Linked DNA regions of Homo sapiens: region 2 is linked to region 1. A link is an interaction called in ENCODE POLR2A ChIA-PET data of the cell type or tissue named here. Cell type or tissue: MCF 10A. All regions are shown on one strand.

The links. Peaks named below come from ENCODE experiments on the same cell type or tissue, not always from the same donor. Only the 100,000 strongest peaks of a DNase experiment are listed, where the experiment ranks them.
Region 2: POLR2A ChIA-PET joins it to region 1 with 6 read pairs; 2 of 35 experiments call an interaction of 5 or more read pairs at or near these places.

The regions. Positions count from the first base shown.
Region 1 is chr6:155,187,202-155,191,201 of GRCh38, forward strand. The region is part of intron 14 of TIAM2 (TIAM Rac1 associated GEF 2); the gene reads left to right. Among named protein-coding and RNA genes, the nearest start is that of CLDN20, 75 kb to the right of the region's middle. RefSeq lists an enhancer at 254-757. In MCF 10A, no CTCF peak of the experiment used is centred here; a DNase peak (open chromatin) is centred at 2,020.
Region 2 is chr6:155,597,043-155,601,042 of GRCh38, forward strand. No RefSeq gene overlaps it. Among named protein-coding and RNA genes, the nearest start is that of NOX3, 140 kb to the left of the region's middle. In MCF 10A, no CTCF peak of the experiment used is centred here; no DNase peak of the experiment used is centred here.

The DNA.
Region 1 (4,000 bases):
TGAAGTTTACGTTGCTTAACTTTTGTCTCTTGATCAGTTTCAAGTGGGAAAAAAAATCTGTCTCTGTCTATATCTCTATATCTAATGAATCTTTTACTGAAAGAAGTGTTAGTCACAGTGGCAGGTCCCAGGAAGCTAGGGGGTTGCTTGTGGGTTGCTATTAAGGTTCTGCTTTTCTAGAAAAGAAGCATCCTTGCAGTATTTGACATTCATTGATACTAATAATGTTTAGGAAAATGGGTCTCAAACTTCCTAGTGCCCAAGACTCACCTGCTGAGCTTAATGAAAATGCAGATTCCAGGGTTTTGCTGTGGGTGCACCTCCTGCAAGAGGCTTGGGGCAGTGCAACCCCCCCTCCCCCACCCCGCCCCCTTTTTTTTTTTTTTTTTTTTTTTGAGATGAAGTTTTGCTCTTGTTGCCCAGGCTGGAGTGCAATGGTGCAATCTTGGCTCACCGCAACCTCCACCTCCTGGTTCAAGGGATTCTCCTGCCTCAGCCTCCCGAGTAGCTGGGATTACAGGCATGCACCACCACGCCTGGCTAATTTTGTTTTTTTAGTAGAGACAAGGTTTCTCCATGTTGGTCAGGCTGGTCTCGAACTCCCAACCTCGGGTGATCTGCCCGCCTCGACCTCCCAAAGTGCTGGGATTACACGTGTGAGTCACTGTGCTCGGCCGCAAGCCCCATTTTTAACTTGCGCAGGTGTGGAAAGCAGCCTTGGAGAGCCAGCCTCTCTAGCCTGCATTGGCTGGAGAGCAGCCCCAGGGCTGGCGTGAGCACTCCCGCTGCCCCTTGGCCATTAGTCTACAAGAGGTGGCCTGAACTGAGGCAGTAGGACTTACTGTTTCCTGAGGCCTTCTATGCCGAGGTTTTGAGGATGGAATGAGATAATGTGTGCAAAGTTCCCGGCACATGATCTCTGTTGCGCATGTGTGTTCTTAGGAATTGTGTGTCCCAAACCTCCACCATTGTCTTTCCTCGTGCGCTCAGAATGCAGGCAGTCGACTCTTAGCTCACCTCGTTTATTGCTGGGCCCGTGCTTGGAAGACACCATGTTCCATTTGGCAAATCGCTTACACTGGGAAGCAAAGAACTTCCAGCATTCACCAGCTTCACTCCACTATGCCTGTGATGCTCTGTGAGGAGCGGAAGAGACAGGAATATATGGAGAATCGTTGAGGGTTCAGTATGAAGTTCCTCTGTTGCCTACAAAATGAGTGACCATTTGATTTTGCCTAGAAGGGCTTAAATTTCTGTTCTAGTTATTCACAGTGGAGAGAGGAAATGTCCGTAGGCTGTATTTGACTTGAGCGGAAATATCATCTGTAAAAACTTTTTATGGAGAGAATTAATTTTACCACTGGAATTCCCCAGAGAGGCCAGTGTTATTTCAGAGCCAACAAGGCAACCATTGAAGGGATTGGACAGGCCAGACCTGTTTATACTGGGATCCTGTTAATGCCATACTTGTGATTTGTGTATGAAAATCCCTTTTCTAGTGTTTGCCATCTTTTGAAACATTCCAGCAGCTTTTAAGAAAGTCTCATTGGGCATAGAGTTTCTGAATAAAGTCTTTATGTAAACACTGAACTTGTCGCATTAATGAATTCTCCATCTATAAACAGCCATTAATCCTACCTTGTTAGGATTGGAGGTGTATTTAATAGGGGACAAAAATAGAAAAGACCTATGTTCCTCCTTCCATTTAGACGATGTAAATCCAACACAGGCTTACCAGATGATGAAGGTAATTGCAGCCTGAGGTTCTTTTTTTAGCCTCCACGCCCCCTTTGAATCATTCTTTTTTTAAATCGCTGTGAGTAGCGTTGAGTCTCAAGCTACCAGAAGCCACTTCGATGTAAATTTGCTCTTTGGAATGAATTGCTCTTGGGAATGTATGTGTCCATTATATAGCTTCTCACCAGGGAAAAGCATTATAGAGCCAGCTCTGATGTGGCAAACCCACTTATTTCCTGTTTATGAGAGTGAGGGCATTTTGGCTTCCATAGCCTGTTTAGGATGACTAACAGCATTTAGCTCAGAGAATGCTCTGTTTGTGTGTAAAACTGCTATTAGTGAGTCTGGCTGGCTGATACCCCAGATTTCCAGATGTAAAAACATATTAGTGTTCCTAAAGATGAGTGGTACTTTTTTTTTTTTTAAATCAGAAAACAATCTGATTGGGAAATACTGGTTTTACCAGGACACAGAACTTTGGTCTCAGAATTACGAGTTTGTTTTGTCTGTGCTGAAGATCGGTTTCATTTCCACCAGTGTGGAAGTGAGCGTGTGGCTTTCTTTTAGTGGTGGAAAAAATTAAGATCCTGGATACTAATTTCCTTATAAAACTTAGTTTTGTTTGATTCTCTTTTTCTTATTCTCAGTCATTTATTTATTCACTTGTGTATTTAACAGATAACCTTTTGTTAAATGTCGAAGGTACATAAAGGTGAATTACACATTATTTCATACTCTCAAGAAGCTCATAGTTGAATTGGAAAACACTTGTAAATCCTGGCTCCAAAGAAAAAAAAAATTGCAATGAAGAGAATTAGAGGTCAGAGGTGGGATTTCCACTAATTTTTCTGTTTTACAAGAGCAAAGGCACCCAGAAGCAAGGCACAGGGCTCTCAGCATCAGCATCAGAGGACAGTTTCTAGAAGGGTTTGTGTTTGATCTCAGCGCTGCAGTTGGACAGGCCATGGACCTGGAGGTGTGTGGTGGGGGGATTTGGTGGAGGGAAGGGCCTTTCACATAGAGCAAGCAAGCTGGAAGACAGAGGCTGCATGTAGAGGTCACGGGAAGAAAGGTTGGAAAGTCTATTGGGGCCAGATTGTAGAAAACCCTGAATTCCAGGAATTTATAACGTATCGTTGCATGTATCTGAAAAACCAACTAGCTAATTAACTAACTAATGAATATTGTATTACTACTTCCCCCTGCCTTCTATAAAATATAGAGAACTTGTCTGCTCATTTGATGGCCACTGGAGTGTGTGTGTGACTTGAAAAGCTTGCCCCTGCCTGTCACCTCTCTGATCCCACCACTCTAGCTTCATTCCTTTGGATCTTAAAGTATTGTCATGTTGAATGATCAGAAGCCCCTTATAAAATAAATATTCAGATGTTTTAGAGGAAAGAGTGAATAAAGGAACCCCTATATGTTCTCTGTAAAACCTAAGTCTTCCTCAGCACTGGGAAGCCGTCTCCACTAAAGTGTGGTCCTCACCGGTCCCCTTTAGGGGTGAGGTAGATGGATTAACATCCTGCTGGCCTGTGACAGGGATGGCTGGTGGGGAGGGGACACCCCATGGCAAAGAGGACCAGGCAGTATGAGGGTCAGGAGGAGAGATGTTAAATAAACGTTCCCAGCATTTTGAGTAAAAATCAGTCTTGGCTTTTCTCTCCGAACATTAACTATAAATACAACTTTCAGATAAAAATCTACAGAAGTTCTCTGAAGCACACTGTGTGAAATATCTGTTGGCTCTGCCACTTTTGATAGACATTTGAGAGTTTGGGATGCCAGGCAGGTCTCCTATGAAGGTAGAGTGAGCCGGCTCTCTGTGAAGCAGTAGTTCTATGAAACTATTGGCTGCTGAGAAGAGGAAACTTTACAGCCTGTTACATAAGGAAAAGGAAAAAAAAAAAGATCTCACTTTCCTGTCGGTGTTATGAGTACTGGCTGCCAAATGGTGCTTGTTTGTGTTTCTATTTTTTTCCTCCTTCTTTTGTAAGGGGCTTGAAAATGAATTCTATTTCTCACTTTATTCCTGCCTATGAAGGAAGTGAGATCATTGGGAAGGACCAAGTATGAAAATCTTCTTTTTAGCTCTCGTGTTTAGAGATAACTGTATTGTGACACTATCTTCGCTTTTTCAGATTGGTAATACATGCGCATGGTACAAAATGCCAGCAGTGTAGAAGGGTAAACGGTGACAGCTAAGTCCCCCTAAGCTACATCGGGCAGTGGTGAAGAGCATGGACACCATCTGATGACC
Region 2 (4,000 bases), 410 kb after region 1:
CTTTATTAGATTTTATTTCATGTCGTATTTGAGAAATTGTTTCCTATCCTAATGCCATGAAGTTATTCTAAATGTTTTATATCTTTATTTTTTATTAAAAGTCTTTCTTAGTAAACTGTGTATTTAATAAAAATTCAATGCATACTTAGGTCTTAATCCTTTTGGGATAAATTTCTGTGTATGGTGTGAGGTAGAGATCAACTTTTGTCTTTTTCTGTATGCACGATCAACTGCCCCTTGACATTTATTGAATAAATCATGCTTTCTCCACTGATTTGTATTGCCATCTCTGCTACATATTAAGATTTCATTTGTATGTTTCCATGATGTGTTTTCTGTACCTGTGGAAAGTTTTATCTATTTCTATACTAATTTCTCCTTGTTTTAATTACTATAATTTTATAGAAGGTTTTGATACAAAATAGAGTGTCCATTTTTGTTCTTCTTGAAAATTGTGCTGGATATTCTTTAGCTTTTATTCTATTACATGAATTTTAAAATCAGTTTTTCAATTTTCATGATATCCTTCTTAGGGTTTTGATTGAGATTAATTTAATTTATAGACTAATCTTGGGAGAATTGATAGCTTTTATAATATTTATTCTTCCCATTTTTTTCTTTTAACTTATATTTCCTATGTGGACTTTCTAGAAAGTCTCACAACTTTCATCATGAAGGTCTTTTGCTTCATTTACTCCTTAATGTTTTGGTGTTATTGTTGTTGTATATAAATGTTATCTGTTAGGAAATTATGATGTCTAACTATCAACTGAGGAAAAGAGGAGAACAAAGCATGCCAATAGAGCAGGAAAGGCAGAATTTCACTAGACGGAATCTTTTAAAGTCAGGTGGTAGCAAGGCTATGGCAGTGTCTAATTCAGGGGAGGGATGAAGAGACACGTTGGTCAGCATATATTTGACTCCAGATTACCAGCCCTTAATTGGAGAGCTAATATAACTCACACATATACAGAGGGCAGCTGGTATTTGTCATCTCTATCTGAAGCTTGCTGGTTTGCATGTATGGAGCAATAGCAATAGCTAAATTGAGGAACACACTGGCCAAACCATGAGAAGAGAGTTACACTGGACATTTATAATACAATAGTGATGGCTCTAATTTTCTAAGATAGATTGAGATTGATTTTAATGTATATAGCATATATATGGCTTGGCCTTCAAATCTCAGCTGAGCTCCTACAAAACATAATGTGGCTTAGTGGGAGGATTTTAGGAAGAGGGGACAGAGTTTTGACATTTTATATATAACATATTTCATTGCTTCTCAGATGCATAGGAAGTTCAAAGAAACTTTACAAATTTGACTTCATGTTCCTTTCTTCTCAATTTACAGTAAAATCTCTATATTTTACTCCATTGATTCAGGCTTTATTGATATTCCCTTTGATGCAAGGTTATTCCACTAGAGCACACCTACAAAATTATGAAACTCAAAGTGTGTTCAAGTAACTGCAGTACAATCGGCCATGAAATAAAATAAATTCAGATAACCAACAATCTAAGCTGACTCACTCATGAATGCACACACACAGACACACACACTCGCTCTTTCTCATACACGTTCATATCAGTCTTACTTTAAAAAAACTCATAAACAAGTTTTAATATTTCATTATAAGTCATTTTATGAATATTTACAGAAAATATTTGCCAGTTTACCTACTATTCCCCTTTTTTAAAATCTTTTTTTTAATCCCTGCATTTCCTTTTTGATTACCAATTCCCAGAGGGCCAAAAATCCAGCCTTCCTATTTATATAAGCTCACATCATTCCCAATTCATGTTATACTACAAAGTCCATAATCAGTAGAGAAAGTTCTAGTGTTTTTCAAAGTATCATATATCAACCGTTTGATGTCTCATTCTAACCCCTGACTTGATCTATATCAGGCAATACATAGACTAAAATACAGGACTGGAATGAATTCATTGCTAATCTTGTGAAGATTCAAATGCAAACATTAAACATAAAGCAACATTTCAAAAAAACTACAGTTTCCCCCTATCTAGATATTTACTTAATGTTAATTTTTCTACCTCTAGCAAATGTTGCTGTAATGTTTGTGAAGCAGACGTTTTTCCTCCACAGGAGCATTTGGGACCTATCCATGTACTACAAATAAGACTGAATGAATGAGAAGGCAAACGTCAAAATGTACAGTGGGAAATGGGTTAGGAAGATATTTTAAGGAAAAATACAATGCAAAAGTAGTTATATGAAGGGAGGAGGCAAAGAAAGAGAGGAGGAAGCAGTGTCATCACCTAACAGGAGCTCATTAAACAGACACTGATGAGAGAAGTCCAGTGTCTAAAAGCTATTGCAAACTGACTTGGGAACAGTACTTGGAAAAGGGGTGACAATTTGTATTCAAATTTCAAAATTTTTTTTTGATGTTTGAAGTTAATTTCTTTTTAAATTTACATACAGGAAGATTTATTCTTTGAGGGGTGGCTCTCCTAAATTCCAACACGTTCCTATAGCCTCTAGAGATCATTGCAGTCACCTGTCTAAATAAAGTCAGCAGTGAATGAACGCAAACACAAACATACACACATACAACATCCCCTCCTTCCCCTCCCCAGCAACCTTCAAGAAATGTCATGGGATTTCTGGTCCCAACACACAAAAGACCAGAACATTCATTGAAAACAGGACAATAGAGATCTTGTTAACATTCTAGTGATCTCCAAGGACATAGTAAGACTGTCCCGCCCCAGAGACCTTCCCTATTGTCCCAGTGACAACAATTTATAGCCTGCAGTGCTAAAACCCTGCACCCTGGCTTCATTTGAATCACCGTTTTGTTGACTTATACTTTAAGATTTACTGAGACTCCTTGTCACTAAGATTTGTACCAGTGAGATAAATACTACTGAGTTAAAATTCTCTTCCTTTTCGGTTAACTTCCTTATCTTGAAAGAATATCTTACTAATATGGAAAAAGGTTATCTCTTAAAGCTTTCAGAGGAGTTTTGTAATTTTATTGGATTGAAAGCTTGCATTGTGTCACTATTTTTTTTATGTTACCTGGCACAGTCATAAGCAAAAATGTTGTGATGGTCTCATCAGAAATTCCATGGTTAAATTATTTTCAGAAAAATAATGTAAAAGATAACAAACTTTCTTTTCATCCATGAGGATACAATTTTAGAGATATAATTAAAAGACTTTGGAAGGTGTGGGGGAAAATCCTGTCCATTTATACTCAGAATAATGCTCTTAGGTACAATATAGCACACCTGTGAAAAACAGAGAAATATGCTCCCTTGGTATTTATCCATTGCATTCCAAATAAAATGGAAATACATGACCTGAAGTGGTGTGTGTACATGTATTTCATTCCCCTTTTAACACCAAGACACAATAAAGTTGGGTGGGAGTGAGACTTCTTATAGCAGTTAATACAGAAATTGATGGTTAAATAGAAGATCGATAAAGATGCCGCTCTTTTACCTATACAGCACTGAAAATACTATTGCTGGTTCAGTATACATTAAATAATTTCAATAACTTCACTATTGGACTTTGAAATATAAAGTTATTTTACTAAGCACTGCCCTAAGGATTTTTTTTTTGGAAGAGATGCATAATTTGTATTAATATTTATTTTCCAAATAACTTGTTGTTTTAATATGGCTTATTCATATTTGAAATGGGACTTCCTGCTCCACCCCACTAATTACCACATCTCCCTAAAACTCAGCTGGGATCATCTAAGGGAAGGAGGTCTGTACCCAGCTGTCTCTATCCTAAGGGGTAGGAAGAGTCACTTATGGCAACATCTCCAGGGAGATTTTTTTGACTGAAGCTCTTCTAATTTCCTTGGTAAAAGAGCCTGTCTATGTTCTCCTTGTAATACTGCCAACAACTTACATGTGTATGGCAAGAAGCTGATTTTTCCTGTGTTGGGAAAAAGAGGCTCCAGCAGTCTGGATTCACCAGCTATTAAACATATAGATTAGAATTAGACCTGAGTGA